Regions from separate parts of the Homo sapiens genome. Here regions 1 and 2 are each linked to region 3. Evidence: chromatin loops called from intact Hi-C (ENCODE). Cell type or tissue: K562. All regions are shown on one strand.

Region 1 (8,000 bases), 430 kb before region 3:
ACCCACTGTCAGGTGGCAGAACGCGCCACTGCATCCCAGCTCCCTGGCTCCACTAGCTTATAGCCTTGTCCCTTGCTGCTCCCAGGTCCAGAGAAAAAAAAACTGCTCCAGGGACAAGGAGCACACACCCGACCTGCCTGTAACCTCATCCCCACCCCACATTGCCCAGACAAAGTCACCTGGCGTCTGGAGCAGGCACACAGCCATGCCAAGAATCAGGTAAATAGACTGTTGACATGGTTCAGAAGCAACCCAGCGTCCCTACCAGACATCACGCCATGTGACATGAGCAAGTCAGCTCATTTCCCAGAGCAGGAAACAGGCTTGGGGGAGGAAAGTGGCGCCCAGGGTCTTGAAGAAACTGTGCCTGTCTCTGGGGTCCTTGTAGCAGAGTGGTCATTCTACAAACAGTTGCTGAGCCCAAATTTGCTGCACTCAGGGAAATCAAACCCACTGGTGTCAGGTAGAGTGGGCAGAAGACCCGAGTCCAGGAGGGTGGAAAAGGATGAAAAGGCCACACTGAGGATGGTGGCACTTCATCTGATGGGCTTGGCCTAGGGAGCAGCTGCCCATTCCAGTAGGTGTCTCCTGGCAGTGACACGGGCATCCATCTGGCTGCACCAGGAAACGTCATCCCCAGGAGGCAGCCTCGCAGCCCCCACGGGGGCTGAGGCTGGATCTTTGCCATTTACTGACTGGGTGACCTTGGGTGTCCCTGAAGGAGTTCAGGAAATGCCACCCCAAAATCTGCCATTTTGGTGTGCTGATTACTTCAAACTGGGGGCACTTGAGCAACAGCAAGTGCAGGAAGGGCTTTCTCTGAAGTTGCCTCATCTGCCTAAGTTGTCCTGAACTCCCTCCTGGAAATCTTACCTACCAAGGAGGATTGACTCATTGACAACAACTGCCTATTATTCTTGGGGCTGCTCAGACAACTGTTAAGACCTGAGAGACTGACTTTTTTTTTTTTTTTGAGATGGAATCTCGCTCTGTCACCCAGGCTGGAGTGCAGTGGCGCAATCTCGGCTCACTGCAAGCTCCGCTTCCCGGGTTCACGCCATTCTCCTGCCTCAGCCTCCCGAGTAGCTGGGACTACAGGTGCCTGCCACCACGCCCGGCTAATTTTTTTGTATTTTTAGTAGAGACAGGGTTTCACTGTGTTAGCCAGGATGGTCTCGATCTCCTGACCTCGTGATCCGCCCACCTCAGCCTCCCAAAGTGCTGAGATTACAGGCATGAGCCACCATGCCTGGCCGAGACTGACTTTTTATCTGCATAACGAGACAACTTTTGCTCACCATGCAGTTCCTCCCCTCACCCTCCCAAACTTGCATTGCCATCACCCACCAGAAGCTCCCAGCCCGTTTTTTTTTTTTTTTTTTTTTTGGTTTTTTTTTTAAGGTACAAAGGTTATCCTGGACCCCAGTTCCTTTTCTGTAGCTCAAGATGTGATCTTTCTTGAAATTGCATATTTTGTGGGGCTCCCATGCCTATGTACGTAATTAAATATGATTTTTCTCCTGTTAACCACTTTATCTGTCCATGTAATTCCTAGCACAGTCAAAGACCCTAGAAGGGTGGAGGGAGCCAGTTTTTGCTTTCCTGTGTCATTTGACTGCCCTTTGCCTCAGTGTCTTCATCTGCAAAATGGGAGTGATACAAACACCTACCTCATAGGATGGTTGTGAGGAGTAAACAAGTTACCACATATAAAGCACTTAGAACAGTGCCTGGTACATGGCGAGTGCCATTTGGGTGTTTCTTGTTTGTCCTTAGTGGACAAAGATTAGCTGAGCAATGACTGGGTGTCAAGTCCCATTCCAAGCAGTGAAAGCTCCAAGGTGACTGAGACGAGGACTGCCCTTGAGTAGAAACCCTGGGAGCGGAGCAGTTGTGAAGGCTCTAGCCAGGGACTCTTGATAGAGGAACTGGCGTTTGTGAAGGAGGTGGGTACAGGCAGTACTGGGGTGGGGGTGGAGTGGGTGCTCCAGCATGAGCAGAGGCCCGGAGGCCGGAGAGTGCAGAAGTGAGCGCATTTGGGAGCAATGCCCAGGCCAGGCCCCCAGTCTGTACCTGTCATCATGCCAGGCCCACCCAGTGGCCTTGGGCAGAGAACTTTCCCAGGCATGAATGAGAGACACTGAGCTTCTCCACTCCTGGCTGCACCCTGTCCACTCAGCAATTCACTCAGCAAGCATTTCTGAACCTTTCTTGGTGGCCTGCCTGCCCTTAGGGAGGCTGCAACTAACTCTATAAGCTGAGAGAAGGCCATGTGGTGGAGGGGGTAACAGGGCAGACAGGACTGTCACTCCCGCCCCAGACCCTTGTAAGGAGATATTTCCCTAGGGACAGGGCCTGGACCTCCTGTCACTCTCACAGCCACTTGGGCATGAAATAAAGGTCCAGGGCTCAGGCAGGAAGAGGGGCAGGCGGGCAGGCGCTCTCTAGGACCCCACGGCTAGTCTGCCCAGAGCCCGGGAGTTGGGGCTTTGCTTGGGGAGGGGAGGGCCTGCCACATTTTGTCCACCTTCCCCACCCTCCTACCAATTTGGTCTAAACAAAGTCCCTAGGGAGGGAGGGCAGGGCTGCTCCCTGGCTGGATTTTTCCTTGAGGAGGCAGGGTGCAGCTCCCCACTGGAGCCCGTGCTAGTCAGAGCAGGGATCAGGCTAGGGCCTGCAGGGACCCCAGCTGGCAGTCCCACTACCTCGACTGGATTATTCTCATTTTCCTGATGGACTCAGATGAGGAGGCCTGAGAGACAGGTGCCTGGCAGCACAGGAGGATGCAGCGGGCTCCTTCAGATGGAGAAAGTGGGGCCAGAATGGAGCTGGCCAGGCCCGGCCTCATTCCCCCACACTGACAGCCCAAAACCTCCCCTGCACTCCTCCTGGCCCCACATACTGTGCAGGGCCCTCCCACCCTGACTGCAGCCTGCGGAGCCCCTCCCTCCACCGTGGAGCCCTGCTACCCGGGTTCCCTTCTGCCTGAGGTTCCTCTCACCCCTCAGGGCCCAACCTCCTGCCACCTCCTCAGGGAGGTCTGGCCTGGCCCTTTTGGGCCTCTCACATCCTGTTCTGGAGGTATTTGTGTAGTTCTTAGGCAAAGGCTTCCCTGGAGAAGAGGTTCAGGGCTGCAGCCCCAGGGCCTGGGCACCACAACCTGGGGTCTCCATGGGAGGCTGAGTGAAGGAAGGGCCCATCAGCACTGAGGCACTGTCCCCACCTGCAGCATTCCCAGCCTCGCCTACTCCTCTGCCCAGGGTCACCCTAGGGAGCTGCTTTGCAGCCATAAACCCACACCCTGGCTGGGGGACACTTCTCCCAGATCTTAGAGGGCTTAGACCCAGGGCCATCAGCCACGGTGTGCATCCAGCTGGACGGTGGCTGGAGGCAGCAGTCGCTCATGGGACGGGCACTGGGCGGGGGCTTTTTCCTTTTCCTGCCTCCGGGGGGAAGCAGAGTCCTGCTGATCCTGCTGAAAAGGCCCCAGGTCTCCTCTCCCTGCGTAAGGACAAATGTAGCAGGGGCCAAAATGAGAATCACAAACATTGGTCATTGAGAGGAGTGCGGACTCCTGTCCGAAGAGGTCACCACCCCAAGGGGTAGAGGAGGAGGCTCTCTCCAGCACTCAGGCCAGCCACTCCTGGAGTCAGACCCAATTCTGTCCCCGGCCGCCCCAGTGCTGCCCTGGCCACAAGCCCTGGAATCACCTCTGGCAGGCTCTGCCATCTGCTGGCTGCCAGCCCATGGCCTGCGTGCAGAAGGTGGCATCGTGGGCCCTAATTTTGCTTCCAGCCACAAGTCAAACAAGCCAGCTACCACCACTGCAGGGGCCACATGGGCAGCAAGTGTGTCCATGGTGTTCAGGCTGTGAGTGACAGGCCTTGGGAGGCCACCGCAGGTGCTCAGAGCTGCTTCTCTGTGGATGTCTTTAGTCCTCAGTCTCTCTCTGGTCCCACCTTGGCATGGAAGCACTGAGCCCAAAGATCGGAGTTCCAGCCTCCGCCATGGACACGCTAGGCCAGGAGGCACTTTTCATCTGTATCATTTACTTATAAAATCTTATTATCGGCTGGGTGAGGTGGCTCACGCCTGTAATCCCAGCATTTTTCGAGGCCGAGGCGGGTGGACCAAGAGGTCAAGAGATCGAGATCATCCTGGCCAACATGGTGAAACCCCGTCTCTACTAAAAATACAAAAATTAGCTGGGTGTTGGTGGCACATGCTGGTAGTCCCAGCTACTCAGGAGGTTGAGGCAGGAGAATGGCTTGAACCCAGGAGGCGGAGGTTGCAGTGAGCCGAGATTGTGCCACTGTACTCCAGCCTGGCAACGGAGTGAGACTCCGTCTCAAAAAAAAAAAAATCTTATTATAGGCTAGGCGTGGTGACTCACGCCTATAATCCCAGCACTTTGGGAGGCTGAAGCAGGTGGATCACTTGCGGTCAAGAGTTCAAGACCACCCTGACCAACACAGCGAAACCTGTCTCTACTAAAAATACAAAATTACCAGGTGTGGTGGCGCACGCCTGTAATCCCAGCTACTCAGGAGGCTGATGCAAGAGAATCACTTGAACCCAGGAGGCGGAGGTTGCAGTGAGCCCACGCCCTTGCACTCCAGCCTGGGCAACAAGATCGAGACTCTGTCTCAAAAAAAAAATCTTATTATAATTATCATCCCACAGACCTCACTAGTTCAGTCACTAAGGATGTCAGCCTCTGTCAGCCACTGAGTTTATAGGTGTCAGCCCTGCTAGCCTTGTGTCCGGAATTGGTGGGTTCTTGGTCTCACCGACTTCAAGAATGAAGCCACGGACCCTCGCGGTGAGTGTTACAGCTCTTAAGGTAGCGCGTCTGGAGTTTGTTCCTTCTGATGTTTGGATGTGTCGCGAGTTTCTTCCTTTTGGTGTGTTCGTGGTCTCGCTGGCTCAGGAGTGAAGCTGCAGACCTTTGCGGTGAGTGTTACAGCTCTTAAAGCGGCACATCTGGAGTTGTTCGTCGCTGGCTTCAGGAGTAGAAGCTGCAGACCTTTACAGTGAGTGTTGCAGCTCATAAAAGCAGCGTGGACCCAAAGAGTGAGCAGTAGCAAGATATATTGCAAAGAGCGAAAGAACAAAGCGTCCACAGTGTGGAAGCAGACCCCAGCAGGTTGTCACTGCTGGCTCGGGCAGCGTGCTTTTATTCTCTTATCTGGCCCCACCCACATCCTGCTGATTGGTAGAGCCGACTGGTCTGTTTTGACAGGGCGCTGATTGGTGCATTTACAATCCCTGAGCTAGACACAAAGGTTCTCCACATCCCCACCAGATTAGTTAGATACAGAGTATGGACACAAAGGTTCTCCAAGGCCCCACCAGAGTAGCTAGATACAGAGTGTCGACTGGTGCATTCACAAACCCTGAGCTAGACACAGGGTGCTGATTGGTGTGTTCACAAACCTTGAGCTAGATACAGAGTGCCGATTGGTGTATTTACAATCCCTAAGCTAGACATAAAGGTTCTCCACGTCCCCACCAGACTCAGGAGCCCAGCTGGCTTCACTCAGTGGATCGTGCACCGGGGCTGCAGGTGGAGCTGCCTGCCAGTCCCGCGCTGTGGGCCCGCACTCCTCAGCCCTTGGGTGGTCGATGGGACTGGGCGCTGTGGAGCAGGGGGCGGCGCTCATCGGGGAGGCTCGGGCCGCACAGGAGCCCATGGAGGGGGTGGGAGGCTCAGGCATGGCGGGCTGCAGGTCCCGAGCCCTGCCCCTCAGGAAGGCAGCTAAGACCCGGTGAGAAATCGAGAGCAGCGCCGGTGGGCTGGCACTGCTGGGGGACCCAGTACACCCTCCGCAGCCGCTGGCCCGGGTGCTAAGCCCCTCATTCCCCGGGGCGGCAGGGCCGGCGGGCTGCTCCGAGTGCGGGGCCGCCAAGCCCACGCCCACCCGGAACTCTAGCTGGCCCGCAAGCGCCGCGCGCAGCCCGGGTTCCCGCTCGCGCCTCTCCCTCCACACCTCCCTGCAAGCTGAGGGAGCCGGCTCTGACCTTGGCTAGCCCAGAAAGGGGCTCCCACAGTGCAGCGGTGGGCTGCAGGGCTCCTCAAGTGCCACCAAAGTGGGAGCCCAGGCAGAGGAGGCGCCGAGAGCGAGCGAGGGCTGTGAGGACTGCCAGCACGCTGTCACCTCTCAGCTTGACCCATGTCAACTTTGTATAAACACCCCACTGGGGGGGCCGGGGCCCCTCCCGGACCCGGCCTCACCCCAGGATCCCAAGCCCAGGCCTCTGCTTTCAGGACCCTGGGCCCAACATCCGCCCACTCCCTGCCAGCCTGGCTGCGGTGGGGTGGTATTGGAGCCTGGAGGATCGAGTTTCATGTCCTGCAGCTGCCCATATTATTAGCTCTGGAGGGGCAGCCGGGGCTGTAACACAATTCAAGGAACTGTTGACTTGGCTCGAGTTTCCAGCTCAGCAGCTGGGAGGGACGCGTGGAGTGGGGAGCAGGGACCTCTGGCTCCTCCCAACCCCCAGTGCCTGTTGTGAGAGCTAGAGAAGACTGCTAGATGACCGACTGAGTCCCTCCGGGCGCCATTGATGTCAGTACGGGCACTGGGGACTCTCTCACGGCCCTTGGGCGACCCCAGCCAGCTGCCTGGCTGCTGGCCTCCTCCCATACCTGTTTGTGCAATCTCGGCCTCCTCCTCTACCCACTGCCCCTGGCCGGAAGGTGATGGGGAAATGGGTAGCCCTACTCCTCAGCCTGGAAAAGGACGCCCCAGACCCCCAGCAGAAGAAGGAAAGTCCCCCTCCTCTCCGCCTCCCTCATCGACTCCTGCCTCTTTCTGTTGCTGGTGTCTGCAGGTGCCAGCACCCCCGGAGTAAGCCAGGGAAAACCTGGGCCTGGGCCAGGGCCCCAGACTGTGGCTCCAGGAAAGGACCTGGGCTCCTGTCCAGGCACCCAGCCCTGCATCCACAGGGGTATCAGTAACCAGCCTCCTAAGACCCCTGAGCCCCTCCCTTGTCTGCCAGTGGGAGTCACACCTTCCTGCATGCTGTTGGGGACTGAACATCCTACACACACCTGGAAGTGCCCCACAGGGTTGGCCATTGCATAGAAAGTTTTGGCCCGGTCCCTTCCCTGAGAAGGGACAAGGGACCTGTGGCCCTACTGAACTCTGCATAACAGACCTCACTGTCAGCAGAAACCAGCGATTAAGAATTTGAAGATTTTGGCCGGGCTCGGTGACTCACGCCTGTAATCCCAGCACTTTGGCAGGCCGAGGCGGGTGGATCGCCTGAGGTCAGGAGTTCAAGACCAGCCTGGCCAACATGGCGAAACCCCATCTCTACTAAAAATACAAAAAAAAAAAAAAAAAAAAAAAAAATTAGCCAGGCGTGGTGGTGGGCGCCTGTAATCTCAGCTACTTGGGAGGCTGAGGCAGGAGAATTGCTTGAACCCAGGAGGCAGAGGTTGCAGTGAGCCAAGATTGTGCCACTGCACTCCAGCCTGGGCGACAGAGCAAGACTCTGTCTCAAAAAATAATAAGGAAGGAAGGAAAGAAAGAGAGAAAGAATTTGAAGATTTCAGCACGGAATGGATAGTACCAGAACATGCTGGGCTTGGGGTCTAATTACTGGGCTGCCTGGAGAAGGCAACAAGGACAACATCCTTGTCCTGAAGGCATAAATCACAGAGTGTTAGAGGCGGCAGGCTGTGAAGACGGGTTCTCAAACTGTGTCCCCAGAGCCCTGGGCCCCCAGGGGTGTGGGGTAAGAGTGGGAGGGCCCCCGGGGCTCCAGCCCACCCGTCTCAGTCACCCGCTGTTATCTCTTGTTTAGTGCAGGTGGAATTGTGACTGAAGAAGGGGTTCCATGGCCAAAATAAATATTTAAAAAACAGACCCCTAATCTACCCCCACGATCTCACCACTGAGGAAATCGAGCCCCAGAAAAGAGAAGTGACTTGCCAAGGTCGCCCAGCTCAGCGGTGTCGGAGCTGCTGCCTGGGACACAGACCATCCCCCCGC
Region 2 (8,000 bases), 120 kb after region 3:
AAGCAGCTTCCTTCCCTGGGCCACAGGCAGGCCAGAGACTGACCTGGGTAAGATGGCTATGTTGAAAAAGTGGGGGCTTCTTGCTACACTAGCACCCACTGTCTAAGCACTCTTGATCAATGAAGGCATCAGGTGCTTCGCAATGTACGATCCATCCCACATGCCATGGCTTGTAAAAAAGGATATTGGGAAGGGCAGAGCTGACCACAAAGCAATGCTTTGCTAATGGTGAATGCGCAGGCACCGGGCAGGCAGAAGGGGACGGATGAGGGGCAGGGAAGCCCCCAGTGCCCTCTATTTAGTCCCCATATTGAGCTATAGTTGGAAAGCAGAGTGGGTTCCCTACACCTGTGGTGACCCTGATTTCCTTTCCTTGATGTTTCTGAAGAGCCCCGCTGGCCCTGTGGCCCCAGAATCCTTTTCTTGGCTGGGCTGCAGGGCCCGATGTCTGACAGTCCAGAGCAAGAACCTCAGATTCTCAGATGCTGACCTGGAAGGCAGCCCAGAGACCGTCCAGTCCCTTGTGTCCTTTGGAGAATGAACTGGGAGCCCAGGGGAGGGTTACCACTTGTCTGCACTCCTGCAGCAAGTGAATGACAGACCAGGATTCAAACCCAGCACTCTGGGTCTTAACCCATTGCCTCGCACAGGACTTGTGTTCTTTCCAGACAGCACCACTCAGAGCTGACCGGGGCGGGGTGAGAACACGGAGGGTGGAGAGAAGAGACAGGGGGAAGGAAACCAGTGAGCAAGCGTGAGCCCAGCTGGAGAGGCAAGAATGGTGGGGGCTGTGGCTCTGGCAGGAAGAAAGTTGAGGGGATGTGAGCTAGGGAACTGGGAGAGCCTGCAGAAGAGAGGCCACCTCTCCGCATTCCCCCAGGAAATGGAATGGAGAGAAGGTTAGTTACCTCCTTCACTTTCCCTTTGAATACTTAGGGGGAAGGGCCCAGAATGGGGCACTGACTTGCTCTGGGACAGACAGCAGGAAGCACACAGCTCACAGGGCATGGCAAGGACAGGGGCCCAGGCGCCCCCACAGTTTTCTCTGCCTGTCTCTTCACATCCTACCTCACAATTCCCTGTCCCCAGCTCCTAACACTCTGATGTACAAAAACAGCCCCTCTCAGTCCCACCTGCAGCTGGGATTTCCCACCAGCCCTTCCGCTCCCAGGCTCTTCCCGTCCCATAGGCTTCACCCTGCCTGGGGGGTGGAAGCTGCTTAAAGCAGGATTTCCTGAGCATGACACCCCAAGGTCTCCAAAGAACTGGGGATTCCCTTTCTAGGTGTTTCCCAGCCCTGTCTCAAGCCCCGGCCATATGCAGGCAGAGGGCCTCTTGCTCTCCTTCCAAAGCCAGGAGGAGACACCAGCACCACTCCCTTGAAGGCTCAGGGAGGCAGGCCTGAGGGGCTGGGGGCTGGGCCAGCCTAGTTCCCCTGTGCAAATTCTTCTCCTTGGCAGCTTGCTCTGGGGCCAGACTTCCCCATCCCTCCACAACTCCTGGAGACAGGAGGTTAAAAGCCTAGGCTTTCGTCCAATCATATCTAGGTCTGCATCTGGACTTCATGCCTGTGTGCCCTTGGGCATGTTAAGGAGCCTTGCCTTGATGTTCTCATCTGAAAAATGGGCTAATAGAGAGATGCCACCTTGGGGTTGTGCTGATGCTGGACAAACCCTGGCCCACCTTGTGTGTGCTGATCCCGAAAGGGAGCCCAGGCAGGCCTCTGAAGGAACGGGGAGCTTTCAGGGAGGGTGAGGATGTAGGAAAGGGGTCCAAGGAATGGGTGTGACCAGAAAGGGCAGCTGAGAAGGCAGGCGCTGGCGGGAGAGGCTCAAGTGCATGTGGCCTGTCTCCCAGCTCTTCTTTGAGCACACAGCTCCTCCTAAGGGCTCAGTGGGGCTGGTAAGTGCTCAGAAATCTGGCATCTGTCTCCCTATAGAAAGCAGCCTTCCAGCCTCAGGCTGCAGTGTTGGGAAGGTGACCTTTAAGCTGGGGTCCCAGGCACGTCCCTCCATGCAGTGGTGCACTGTGAAACCAGCTCTCTCCAGACAGCGGTGCTGGCTGTAGCATCCGTCAACCCTTCAGTGACCAACATGAACCCCGAGGTGGGAGGAGATGTGGGAAATGGATGTCGTGACCCATGTCAGCAGTACCATCAGGCCTTCCTCACCTCTCTGGGCCTTCATTGATCATTTCTGAGATGCGGGTGGCGCTCAGAGACCCCAAAGTTATCTTTGGGCTCTAAATGTCTACTCTTCCTTCCTTGGGGGAGGAAGCCTCCCACCCAGGTCAGCCTTAGGAAACTCCTAGGCGTCTCTCACTCCTTTGAGAGCCTGCCTGTTAGTCTGCTGGGACTCCCCCACAAGGCCCCAAATTCTTAAGGCTCATCCCAATCACGTGTGGATTGAACCCAGGAAGTTTCGCTTGTGGCTTAAAGGCCATGGCATGGAGGTCTGCACTGTGCTGGAGCACAGGTGTGTGCTCTGTGCCTTGAGGCTGGGGTGCAGAGTGGGCCCCTCATGGGGAGGGGCTTCAGCTGCTCACCCAGCACCTGCCTCTCCACCAGGTGCCGGCATCCTCCTGTGCTCCAGGGACTCCCATAAAATTACAAAATCTCTGTGTTTGTGAAAACAGCAGAAGAGAAAGGCCCTTGCTCTGCTGGTTTCCAAAGAGGAAGGCCTAGTGCTTGGCCAGAGAGGAGACTTTGGGATCCGAAAGGGTAGCATGTCCGAACAGAGTGACCCCTCATAAGCTCTGGGCAGCAGGGGCTCTCATTCTGTCACTTGGGCCCTCCATATATAGGTTGTTGTTTTTTCCCCCAGCCTCTTAATTGCAAGCGAGGCTTGGGTTCACTGTTGAATCTTCGCACCGCTCTTTGTTTCCTGGATTTAAATACCTCTATGCTGACAACTCCCAAATACCCGTCTCCAGCCCAGACCTCTCTCCTGAACTCTTGGCTTGTATACGCAACCTCTACCTGGTATCTCGAACCGACCCTCCTTTCCCTCCACAACCTCCTGCTGCAGCCCTCCATCCGTCAATGGCAACGCCATCATCTTTTGGGTTGCTCACGCCAAAACCTTGACTTTCTCTCACATCCCACAGCCAATCAGTTAGCACATCCTACTGGCTCCACCTCTGAATTACACCAGAGGTGGCCACCTCTTTCCCTTTGGTGGTGATGCCACCACCCTCTCCCGGCTACCTCATTCTAGCCTGAGTGATTGCAGCAGGTTCCCATCCGACTTCCCTGCTCCTTTTCCTTCACCCCTACAGTCTGTTCTGATCACAGGAACCAGAGTGGTCCTGCTGAAACCTAAGTCAAATAATGTCTCTCCTCTGCTTAAAGCCCTCTTAGGGTTCCCACCTCAGAGCAAAAGCCACGCCCTCATGATGCCCCTCAAGGCCCGACAACATCTGGCCCCATTACCTCTCTGGTCTCATTTCTTCCTATGCTTCCCTTTGCTCAACTTTCCCCCAGCTGCAGGCCTTTTTGCTTCTCTGTGAACATCCCAGGCATGCTCCAACCTCAGTGCCTTTCCACTTGCTGTTTCCTCTGCCTGGAATGCTCTTCCCCAGATGTCACTTGACTCACCTTTGCCCTCCTTCAGGTTTTTGCCAACCTACAATTGCTGCCTTCACCCTGGCATTCCCCATCCTCCGGCTTGGTTTTATTTTTCTCCATAGCCCTTAGCACCTCCCAGTATACTAAGTCATCTACTTAGTCAGTTGGTTCATTGCCCGTGTCCTCCAACTGGAACGTACGTTCTACGGGGCAGGGATTTGCATCTGTTTGGTATCCCCAGCTCTTGGAACATGGCCGGCACACTGGAGGTACTCAAGAAATATTTCCTGCACGACCAATTAAAAAATCAGGATGTTTCACAAAGATTTGGATTTCTGCTTTTCTTTTCAAAATGGGCCCAGGTACTCCCAGGCTGGGATCTGGACACAGCTACTACTGGCAGGAGCTGAGTTGTGGCTGCGCAGTCCCCACTGCTCCTGATTCTTTCCTACACCATCTCCCACGAAGGCTCCTTGCCTGACCCTAGCTGGCGCCTTTGGATCTGGGATTCCCACTCTATAGTAATGAGTGAAAATGGACTTGAGAAGTTGCCCTCAAGGCCAAGGCAAACTCTGCTCTTCATCCAAGGAGAGGGCTGTGAATGGGTGACTATGAGATGTGCAGAGCAAGCCAGGCGCTCCCTTGGTGTGTGGGTTTGTGGTCCTGAGGGCGGGGGCTGTGTTCTGCACGCACTGTAAGGATGTGCTTCCCTCGTCTGCCCTGGGGCCCTTCCTCTGGGTATGCAACAGGGCATTTTTTAATCATGTTCTTAAAGGAGTCTGTGTCCCTCCAAGGCCACCAGCCCTTGTTCCCAGATTATAGGGTGTTCTCGCCACATCTCTGGGAATAAGAGGTGGGAGAAGATTATTTCCATCATTGTCATAGATGGGGAAACTGAGGCCCAGAGAGGACAAAATCACACAATGGTGAGGCCAAATGCCTTGAGACCTCCCTTCTTATCCTCCCCTGAGCGGGTGTGCAGGTGAGACCCTGTGGGTGGCATGCCCCAAGCCCCACTCACCCAGAGGGTCTCCATCCATGATGCTGTACTCCACCTGCCCGTTGGGTCCTGAGTCTCGGTCATGGGCCAGGAAGGTCCACACTCTGGGCCCCGGCTGGCCCTCAGTGACTTCAAATGGTCCCTCATAGTCCCGGGGGAAGGTAGGCACATTGTCGTTGATGTCATTCACATTCACAAGCACCTGAGATGGTGGAAAAGCTTAGCCAAGGCCTCACCCCAGCCAGCTTTGTGCTGGGCCTCAGTTCCTTCCTCTGTGAAATGGACCTGATAATTCTGCCTCATGAGGCCCATGCAGGAATCATATGGGAAGTCGGATATGGGTGGGGCTTTTAAGCTATGCATGTGGATGAGTTATCATTATTGCCAAAGCCTTTTATGGGCACAATCATCATATTAATAAAAATGCTATTGGCCAGACACAGTGGTTCACACTTGTAATCTCAGCACTTTGGGAGGCTGAGGCAGAGCCAGCCTGGGCAATATAGCAAGACCCCACCTCTACAAAAAATAAAAGAGTAATACATTAGCTGGGCATGGTGGTGCATGCCTGTAGTCCCAGCTACTTGGGAGGCTGAGGTGGGAGGATTGCTCTTGAGTCCAGGAGGTCGAGTCTGCAGTGAGCTGTGATCAAGCCACTACACTCCAGCCTGGATGATAGAGTGAAAACTTGTCTCAAAAAAATAATAATAGTACTGCCCATAAACTTCTATTTGTTGCTGCACTGTGGTTGTCTTACGTGGTTTCATTTACTCCTCTCACTCCTTAAAACATAGTTTGTATTGTCCTCCTTTCACAGATGAGGAAATGGAAGCAGGGAGGTTAAGCAACTTGCTCAGGGTCACACAGCTAGAAAGTGGAAGAGCAAGGACTTGAAACCCAGAGTTCATGGTTTTCCCATGAAGGAGAGGAGGGCAGGTATTGTCACTTGTCTGACAGATGTAGCCACACAGGGAAGTTCAGTGACCTCGTTAAAGTCACACAGCAAGTTTGAGTGAGTTGCTGAGATTAGGACAGGGGTCTTGGATTTAGGCATTTCCCTCAGACAATCTTCCCCTAACCCCTTCCCGCATCGGAGCTTTCTGGGTCCCATCCTTCGCCAACCTCCAAGCCCAAGTTGGGGCTGTGTCCCATGCACCCACCGTGGTGGTAGAGGTGAGGCGGTGGGATAAGATGGGGCACTGGTCTGTGGCAGTGACGATCAGGGTGTAGCGGCCGTGGCTGATCTCGTAGTCCAGCTCTTTGGCAGCAGTGATGACACCCTGGGGGACACAGGGAAGGGACAAGGATGGATCTAGGGGTGGTAGGTCTGCAGCACCCTCTGACCAATTTGGGAAGTAGGCCCTGACATTGGAGCTGTGATGGGGAACCACTGCCACCCCCTAGCCCAGGCTCCACTCCACCAAACTTTTCATCCTCCCACACTGAGTGCCCCCACAGTTTCCCCTAGACTGCATCTTTGCTCCATCCCCCTCCAGTGTCACTGAACTCCTTGCCAATCCCTGGATAGGTTTCGCCCCTTGTCTTGATCCTGCCATCAGCTGCTGACCATGTGTCTGTCGATGCGGAAGGTGTTGACGATGTTGCCTGCGACGATGGCATAGGTGACTGTGCCGTTGGGACCCTCATCCAGGTCCAGTGCCTGGATGGTGATGAGGCTGGTGTTGAGCGTGTCTGGGCCCTCATCCAGCAGCACCTCATAGTGGGGCTGCTGGAACATGGGCGCGTTATCATTCTCATCCACAATGGTCACGTACACGTGCGTGGTGGCCTGTGGAAAAGAGTGGGTCACGTCCTTGGTCAGGTGGCCAGAGGGACCAAGGTGGATCCAGATGGCTGTTCTCCTGGGCTGAACTCACTCCATGTGACTCAAACAGAAAGGGCAAGGAGAAGAAAGCAGGGGGTGGGTCACAGGCTGGTAGAGAGAGAAAGCTCAAAAACTCCACCAAAAGCCAAGTAAGGTAACTGCTCTGTCCAAGATGGCACTGGCACCACCACTCCTATGTCTGCGACCCCCAGCAGACATCACTAATCAATCACAGAACTGCTGAGGCCAGATGCAAACTTGGGATCCTTGTTAGCACAGTGGTCTAGTGATTAAGACTGGCATATGGGATGAACCCTGGTAGTCACCCCAGCTCAGAGCTTTACGAGGGCCTGTGTCTTATTGAGCCTATATGTCCTGCCAGACTACAAGAGGCAAGAATGTGAGGCACTCGGCCCAATGCCATATTTAACCTTCATCTATTGTTCATGTAAATGAAAGAAATACATATTTTCAGCATTTCCAGAAGGAGGACATTGGGTTTGTGGCAATTTCGTGGGCAGAACTTGTTGACCTGTGAAAAATAAGACTCACAGAACATAACTTCATTCCAAGAACAGCTTCTACAACATACTCTCCTGTGATCGGCCATCTCTGCCAATGCTTGAGTCAATTGGACCACAAGTAATATTCAGCTAATCAGAACTCGGCAATCAGCACTCAAGAATCAACTAGAAATGGTTCTTGCTCCTGCTTCCTGCCTTTCTCCACCTGGGAAGATGTCCCCTGTGGACTAACTGCCTTACCCTGGCTCCCTTGCTATCCAGCTTCCTGCTGGGTGTGGCCAATGGGAGGCCCTGGCTGAAGATGAAAGCAGTGGGGAGAAAGAGGCGGGGGTGTTTCTTCCACACTCCCTCCATTCCTCACTGCGGTTCTGCCCATGGCTGTGTTTCTCCTGCTTGGGGACAGGGGTCCCCCTTTCATAGCACCAGCTTTCACTGGGCTCCAGAACATCACTTCCTCTTCTTTCCCTTTGGACATGTGAGTGGTAGTGGCTTCCTGTGGTTGGTGCTAGTCTCTGGGTGCTTTACCAGCCTTCCTAAACAGTCCCTGTATTAAACTCTCTTCAGTTGAACCCTTTCTGAGTGTGCCATCTGTTTCCTGCCAGGACCCTAACTAATACAAATCATAATGAGTGACTAATATAAAATAATAAGGTGTTAATCACTGCAAAGGTGTCTGGGTAGAGAGAACGTGACTAGGCCATTGCCAGGCCAGAGAACAGAAAGCAGGTGGTACAGACAACTCAATGTAGGCAATTTGCATATGGTTTTTTCCTTGGGACTGGCTGGCTCTGGAGCTACCACTGGAAGAATGGACAGATGGGCAGGGGATCTGGACCCAAGAAGGCTGTCACTGCCCCTGAGGAGGCAATGATTCCTCTGATATGCAGCTCTGGATCTTGGGGGTGGAGGGCATTGGGTGTTTGCTGAAACGGTTTCCAAAGCAGATAGGGTTGGCAGCCTTGAAAAGGAGCTGCGTGGCCTTGGGCAGGTCACATCCCCTCTCTGGACCTTTTCTGTCTGTTTAATAAAGGACCTGGCTTGATTTCTAAAGTTGTTTCTAGCTCAGGGAGTTTGGGAGGTGAGTTT
Region 3 (8,000 bases):
TTTGCAAGAGCGCCTATGTCCCCCAGGCTACCATGCTGGGTCACTCTGTGCACACTACAGTAGCGTGACCACCTGTTCATGTCTGTGTCCAGATTCTCCACTAGACTGGAAAGCCTGGAAACAGAGCGAGAGTCCTGCTCCAGGCTACCTGCACAGTGTCCTGAACAGGCCTGGGCAACGACAGGCTCCCAAGAAGTGTTTGTTGAATGAATGCGTGATTCATACCCATTATCTGTCTCTGAGTGGTGACATGACTTGTTCAAGGTCACTCAAAATCACTCAGCCAGTTGGGGGGCAGGGCACATGACCTATTGAGACATCAGCTGGGGCAGCCAAGGGCATGCTGGCATCACCCCTCCCCTAACCCCAGGCTGCACAGCTCATGGCTCCAAAAGAGACCCCTTCCCTCCTCTTGAGGAGAGGAGAGGGGAAGAGTGGGGAGGACTTTTGTCTTGCATCTTGACTACCAGCTCAGCCACAGCAGGATAGGGCACTAGTCAGAGACCCCACTTCCAGGCCCTAGCTCCCAGATGACATTTCTATACACACCCTTGGCAGGAAGAGAACCTGTTGCCTTGAAGGGAAGGAGCCAGTCCTGGCAGCATTCACCCCCTGCTGACTGAAGAGCCCTTGGGCCCTGAATAACCAGCAGCGATGCCCAGGAGCTATGTCAAGGGCCTCAGTGAGCCTCTGAGACTTGCTGGCTTCAGGTGAGACTCAGCACATTCCCAGCTGTGGTGGCTGTGGGGTGAGGCTCCTTCCACTTGAGCAAAGCAGAGTGAAAAGTAAAGGGGACTTTGTCTTACACTTTAGGAACCAGCACAGCCACAGAGGGGTAGAGTGCCAAGTGGACTCTTGGGGTCCCCAATTCCAGGACTTGACTCTTGGGTGGCATTTCTGGGCCTACCCTGGGCCAGAGAGGAGCCCACTGCCCTGAAGGGTGAGTCCCAGCCATGCAGCATTCACCACAAGCTGACTGAAGAGCTTTTGGGCCTTAAGGGAACTCTGGCAGAACTCCCTGTGGGCCTGTGGTGGTGGTGGCCACGGGGTGAGGCTCCTCTGCCTTTAGAAAGGGGAGGGAACAGCGGGTAGGGCTGTGTCTTGTGATTTGAGTGCCAGCTCAGCCACAGTACAATAGAACACCAGGTAGACTTGTAAGATTTTGGACTCTAGTCCCTGGCTTGCAGACAGCATCTTTGGACCTGCCTAGGGCCTGGGAGACCTCACTGCCCTGGAAGGAAGGACACAGGCCTGGCTGGCTTTGCCACCAGCTGATTGCAGAGCCCCAGGCCCTTGAACTGTCATAGGCAGTGGCCAGGGAGTGGTTACAGCAGGCCTTGGGCAAGACCCATTGCTGTCTTGGCTTTGGGTCTGCAGCACTGTCACAGTGCTGGTGGCCACAGGGGTGCTTGTGTCACTCTACCCCCAGCTTCAGGTGGCTCAGAACAGAGAGAGAGACTCCATTTATTTGAGAGAAAGTTAGGGAAGAGAACAAGAGTCTCTGCCTGGTAATCCAGAGAATTCGCCCAGATCTTGTCTGAGACCATCAAGGCAGTACCTCTATGAGTCTGCAAGAACCACAGTGTTACTGGGTGTGGGTGCCCCCTAAAGCAGATACAGCTTAGATCACAACACCCAAGTCCTTTCAATATCTGGAAAGTCTTCCTAAGAAGGACGGGTACAGCTGGGCGCGGTGGCTCACGCCTCTAATCCCAGCACTTTGGGAGGCTGGGGAGAGTGGATCACGAGTCCAGGAGTTCAAGACCAGCCTGGCCAAGATGGTGAAACCCCATCTCTACTAAAAATACAAAAATTAGCCAGGCGTGGTGGCAGGCGCCTGTAATCCTAGCTACTTGGGAGGCTAAGGCAGAGAATTGCTTGAACCCGGAAGGCAGAGGTTGCAGTGAGCCGAGATCGCACCACTGCACTCCAGCCTGGGTGACAAAGTGAGACTTGATCTCAAAAAAAAAAAAAAAAAAAAAAAAGACAACTAAGGCTAGACAATGAAGACTGCAATAAATACTGAACTCTTCAATGCCCAGACACCGAAGAACATCTGCTAGCAGCATGACCCAGGAAAACATGACCTCCCCAAATGAACCAAATTAGACACCAGGGACCAATCCTGGAGAAACAGAGCTCTGACCTTTCAGACAGAATTCTGTTTGAGGAAACTCAAAGAAATTCAAAATAACACAGAGAAGGAATTCAGAATTCTATCAGATACATTTAACAAAGGGATTGAAATAATTAAAAAACATCCAGAGCAGAATTTCTGGAGCTGAAAAATGCAATTGGCATACTGAAGAATGCATCAGAGTCCTTTAATAGCAGAATTGGGCTGGGCGCAGTGGCTCATGCCTGTAATCCCAGCACCTTGGGAGGCCGAGATGGGTGAATCACCTGAGGTCAGGAGTTGGAGACCAGCCTGGCCAACATGGTGAAACTCCGTCTCTACTAAAATTGCAAAAATTAGTTGGGCATGGTGGTGGGCACCTGTAATCCCAGCTGCTCGGGAGGCTGAGGCAAGAGAATCGCTTGAACCTGGGAGGTGGAGGTTGCAGTGAGCTGAGATCTGGCCACTGCATTCCAGCCTGGGCAAGAGAGTGAGACTAAACAACAAAAAGTTAAAAAGTTGCCAAGACAGTATTAAATTGAAACAAAAATCAAGAAGCTTTTAAAAACAAAGTTAAAAAGCAGGAGATGCTGGGCACCATGGCTCATGGCTGGAATGACAATACATTAGGGGGCCGAAATGAGAGGATCACTTGAGCTTGGGAGCTTGAGACCAGACTGGGCAACATGGTGAGATCCCCATCTCTACAAAAAAAAAAAAAAAAACCCCAAAAAACAAAAAAAACAAAAAAAACTTAGTCGGATGTGGTGGCACATGTTTGTAGTCTGTGGTGGAAGGTGAGCCATGATTGTGCCACTGCATGCACACCAGCCTGGGTAACAGACTGAGACTCTGTTTCAAAAAAAAAAAAAAAAAAATGCGAGGGGACTAAGTTAAGAGGTAGTTTTGTTTGTTTGTTTTGTTTTGAGACAGAGTCTTGCTCTGTCAGCCAGGCTGGAGAGCAGTGGCACAATCTCGGCTCACTACAATCTCGGCTCACTGCAACCTCTGTCTCCCAGGCTCAAGCTATTGTCCTCCCTCAGCCTCCTGAGTAGCTGGGATTACAGACACGTGCCACCATGCCCAGCTAAGTTTTGTATTTTTAGTATAGATGGGGATTCACCATGTTGTCCATGCTGGCCTCGAACTCCTGACCTCAAGTGATCTGCCTGCCTTGGCCTCTCAAAGTGCTGGGATTACAGGCATGAACCACCATGCCCAGCCAGGAATCACATTTCAACATGAGATTTGGAGGACAAACGTCCAAACCGTATCAACCTTTATGCTTCTTTTTGGCTTCCAGGAAAAACAAGACCCCTCTCTCAGGTGCCCTTAAAGAACCCCATCCTTTTTCACAGCATCTAACCAAACTTTGGTTTTTTGAGACTAAATTTTTTTTGTTCCCTCACCAAATTATAAGTCCCATGTGGGCAGGACCTGGGCCCCTTTTGCTTCTCACTGTGTCCTCAGTGACTAGGACAGTGCCTGGCACTTTGCAGGTGCTCAAACATCTTTTCTTGGTTACATGAAAGAGTGAATGGCTTTTTTGAGCACCTACTAGAGATTAAAAGTTTTATAGATGTCAAGTTTTCCTAAAGCCAAGCACAGTGGTGGCCCGGTTTGGCACTCAATAACTTACTGAGTCCTTGCCACCCAGGTCTGCGTTCTGTCTCTCTGGGTTTAGGGGTCTGGGATGTGGCCTTCCCTAGGGCTGCTATGAGTTGCTGTGGAGGCAGAGAAGACAAGGCTTAGCCTGCTAGCTGGAGCACTTCAGGCATCATTACTGTGGGCAGCTCTGTGAGGTCACTCCTGCCCCAATCCCTGGGCACCCGGCTGAGTGTGAGGCTTTGAGGACCAACCTAGAGATTAGGAACAGGGTTTTAGGCCAGGCATGGTGGCTCATGCCCATAATTCCAGCACTTTGAGAGACCAAGGTGAGAGGGTCACTTGACCCGAGGAGTCGGGGATCAGCCTGGGCAACATAGTGAGTCCCCTTAGCTACACTTAAATTTAAAAAAATAGAAAAGAAGGAACAGAAAATAGAAAAGAAGCAAATAGAAATAGAAAAGAAAAAGAAAAGCAAGTATAATAGAAATAGAAAAGAAGCAAATACTGTATTCTTCTGCCGTCTCATGGTCAGTCCTAGAATAGCAAGGGAAGCTTCCCCACCTCTCTGGTACTATACTGGGAGTGACCGCCAGAGGGCAGTGTTCTCCACATTGTTGCACCCAATAGGTGTCCCACCACACAAACCCAGCTCTTTAAAAAGTAGATTTTTTTCTTATCCAAAGTCGATTCATACAAAAAGAAAAAGAAATAAAAAATAAATTATTTTAATGGCTTCATTGCTACATGTTTGTTTTTTTGAAAAGGAGTCTTGCTCTGTCGCCCAGGCTGGAGTGCAGGGGGGTGATCTCCCCTCACTGCAACCTCCGCCCCCTGGTTTCAAGCGATTCTCCTGCCTCAGCCTCCGAGTAGCTGGGTTTACAGGCATGAGCCACCACGCCCGGCTAATTTTTGTATTTTTAGTAGAGACAGAGTTTCACCATGTTGGCCAGGCTGTTCTTGAACTCCTGACCTCAAGTGATCTGCCCACCTTGGCCTCCCAAAGTGCTGGGATTACAGGCGCGAGACACCGAGCCCAGCCCTCATCTCTATTTTAAATTATAAAAAAATTTTTAAAAGAATTATTGAGGACCCAGATATTTATTAATTTATCAAAAAGTAATAATGAACTCATTACATGTAAACATAAACATATTTTTACGAAAAATACCTTCATTTCCAAAACAAAGAGAAATTTAGTGAGAAAAACAGCATTGTTTTACACTTTTGCAAATCTCTCAAGCAACTGTCTTAATTAAAGACTGTTGGAGCCTCATGTCTACTTCTGCATTCAGTCTGTTGCAATATGTTGGGGCTTTTAAAATTTTTATTTATTTTTTTATTTTGAAACAAAGTTTTGCCCTTGTCGCCCAGCCTGGAGTGTAATGTTGTGATCTTGGCTCACTGCATCCTCCACCTCCCAGGTTCAGGTGATTCTCCTGCCTCAGCCTCCCGAGTAGCTGGGATTACAGGAGTGCGCCACCACATCCAGCTAATTTTTTTGTATTTTTAGTAGAGATGGGGTTTCACCATGTTGGCCAGTCTGGTCTTGAACGCCTGACCTCAGGTGACCCGCCCACCTCAGCCTCCCAAACTGCTGGGATTATAAGCATGAACCACTGCGTCCCGCAATATATTGTTTTGATTGAAGAAAATCCAGCCTCCCGCAAACACGGAGTTGGAAAAAAAGACGAGTATTTTGATAGCTTTTTCAGATAATTGTGAATATTCTTCTTTAATGCTACGCCAAAACTTAACAAGCAATTGTTTCTTTAAGGTTGATTATAATGTAGAATCTGAACCCATATCAATGAACATTTCATGCTTTATTATATTAAAATGCACGGGCCTATCTTGTACTTTTGTTTGTTTGTTTGTTTTGGAGAAGGACTCTCACTCTGTTGCCCAGGCTGGAGTGCAGTGGTACCATCTTGGCTTACTGCAACCTCCACCTCCTGGGTTCAAGTGAGTCTCCCACCTCAGACTCCTGAGTAGCTGGGATTTCAGACACATGCCACCATGCTTGGCTAATTTTTCTGTTTTTAGTAGAGCTAGGATTTCACCATGTTGGCCAGGCTGGTCTCGAACTCCTGACCTCAAGTGATCTGCCTGCCTCAGCCTCCCAAGGTGCTAGGATTGCAGGCATGAGCCACTGTGCCTGGCCTATCTTGTACCGTGAATGGCTGTTTTACCTACATGTGATGTGCAGCATCATGTGGCCTCTTTGAAATTTTGTACCCATTAAATCACATACATCTCCCAAAAGATGACATGTCACTGAACAGTGTCAAAAAATAGCATTTGTTAGCACTGCCATCCATCGCATCAGAAAAATCTTTAAATATTGAGAAGTTGTCAAGCTTGTGGTGGTGTACACAAATTTTCCAAAATTCTAATTTTCCCTTGAAAGCTCCAAGTTCCAACTTTATCATTGGCAACAAATGCTTCAGTTTCTTGAAGGGACAGGCTCACTTTGCTCATTTATGAGAAAATGTCTGTCTGCCAAATGCCCAGATCTGAATACCCATCATGTGTCTGTTCGTCGTTCTTTCCCGTATAAACAGTGTTCTCGGCTGGGCGCAGTGGCTCACGCCTGTAATCCCAGCACTTTGGGAGACAGAGGCAAGCAGATCACGAGGTCAGGAGTTCGAGACCAGCCTGACCAACATGGTGACACCCCCCATCTTTACTAAAAATACAAAAATTACCCAGCCTGGTGGTGTGTGCCTGTGATCCCAGCTACTCAGGAGGCTGAGGCAGGAGAATTGCTTGAACCCAGGAAGCGGAGGTTGCAGTGAGCCAAGATCGAGCCATTGCACTCCAGCCTGGGTGACAGAGCAAGACTCCATCTCAAAAATAAATAAATAAATAAATTAATTAATTAATTTAAAAAATAAGATAAACTGTGTTCCCTGGACCAGAGGCTCGCGTGGCTCCACCTCTGACAAGTTGTTTCTGCGAGCCAGTCCCCTGCTCTGGAGCAGGCGCTCTGTGTGCATCCCTGCTTCATCACACAGGAGATCAAAAGGGTATGTACTTAAGTGACACAGGCATATTTTGTCCCCACAAGTGCTTATCTAGGGGAGTGCACAGAGACCTGCCTAGTCTGTGGCCACTGCCTTGCTTCCTGAAGTTCCAGCAGTTTCACCCATAGTGGCTTTTTTTTTTTTTTTTTTTTTTGAGGCTGGAGTGCAACGGCACGATCACGGCTCACTGCAGCCTCTACCACCCGAGCACAAGTAATTCTCCCACCTAAGCCTCCCATGTAGCTGGGACTATAGATGCGTGCCACCATGCCCAGATAATTTTATTATTATTATTATTATTATTATTATTATTACTTGTAGAGACGGGGTCTTGCCATGTTGCCTAGGCTGGTCTGGGCAAACTCTGCGGCTCAAGCTATCTGCCCGCCTCACCCTCCCAAAGTGCTGGGATTACAGGTGCGAGCCGCTGCACCCTGCCCACAGTGGCTTTTATGTCACCAATGCCATCACAGTGAAAAGGCAATACTGTCTTAGGATTGTGAGGGAAGGGTCTTAGGACTCCGGGACTCAGTGGGCAGCTGCTCACATTGCATGGGAAGCATCACAGATACCCAGCCACCAACGCCGATGGTGGAGGATGCTGTTTTGGTGACCTGAACCTGGGAGAGAAGCCGCTATCAGTGCTGTGATTCTCTGAAATGGTTAAACTCTTGGCGAAGTTCCCTACAAAACAAAGTCCAATCTTCCATTCATTTGTGTTCTCAGAGTATGTTTTAAAATATGCAAAAAGGCTGGGTGCAGTGGCTCACACCTGTAATCTCAGCACTTTGGGAGGTCGAGCCAGGTGGATAACCTGAGGTCAGGAATTCAAGACCAGACTGGGCAACATGGTGAAACCCCGCCTGTACTGAATATACAAAAATTAGCTGGGCATGGTGGTGCACGCCTGTAGTTCCAGCTACTCGGGAGGCTGAGGCACGAGAATCACTTGAACCCTGGAAGAGAAGGTTGCAGCGAGCCGAGATTGTGCCACTGCACTCCAGCCTGGCAACAAAGTGGGACTCTGTCTCAAAAATAAAAAATAGGCTGGGTGCCTGTAATCTCAGCACTTTGGGAGGCCGAGGTGGGTGGATCACCTGAGGTCAGGAGTTCAAGACCAGCCTGACCAACATGGTGAAACCCCATCTCTACTGGAAATACAAAATTAGTCAGGCGTGGTGGCGCATGCCTGTAATCCCAGCTACTTGGAAGGCTGAGGCAGGAGAATCGCTTGAACCCGGGAGGCGGAGTTT

Evidence for each region. A loop is a pair of places that touch in the nucleus more often than their neighbours do. Peaks named below come from ENCODE experiments on the same cell type or tissue, not always from the same donor. Only the 100,000 strongest peaks of a DNase experiment are listed, where the experiment ranks them.
Region 1: it touches region 3 in a loop (11-fold over the local background); 27 of 110 quality-filtered maps call a loop at or near these places.
Region 2: it touches region 3 in a loop (10-fold over the local background); 5 of 110 quality-filtered maps call a loop at or near these places.

The regions. Positions count from the first base shown.
Region 1 is chr10:72,323,937-72,331,936 of GRCh38, reverse strand. No RefSeq gene overlaps it. Among named protein-coding and RNA genes, the nearest start is that of DNAJB12, 27 kb to the left of the region's middle. RefSeq lists enhancers at 3,160-3,359, 6,171-7,132. In K562, CTCF peaks have their summits at 3,453 (motif pointing right) and 5,126; a DNase peak (open chromatin) is centred at 3,456.
Region 2 is chr10:71,776,034-71,784,033 of GRCh38, reverse strand. CDH23 (cadherin related 23) reads right to left here. Exons shown (of 70, transcript NM_022124.6): 39 at 6,133-6,354; 40 at 5,726-5,845; 41 at 4,587-4,767. Among named protein-coding and RNA genes, the nearest start is that of VSIR, 6.5 kb to the right of the region's middle. RefSeq lists a silencer at 5,873-6,028. In K562, CTCF peaks have their summits at 3,128 and 7,306; DNase peaks (open chromatin) are centred at 3,133 and 7,213; H3K27me3 peaks cover 3,785 bases.
Region 3 is chr10:71,892,885-71,900,884 of GRCh38, reverse strand. No RefSeq gene overlaps it. Among named protein-coding and RNA genes, the nearest start is that of LINC03139, 19 kb to the right of the region's middle. In K562, a CTCF peak has its summit at 4,283 (motif pointing right); DNase peaks (open chromatin) are centred at 4,284 and 6,774.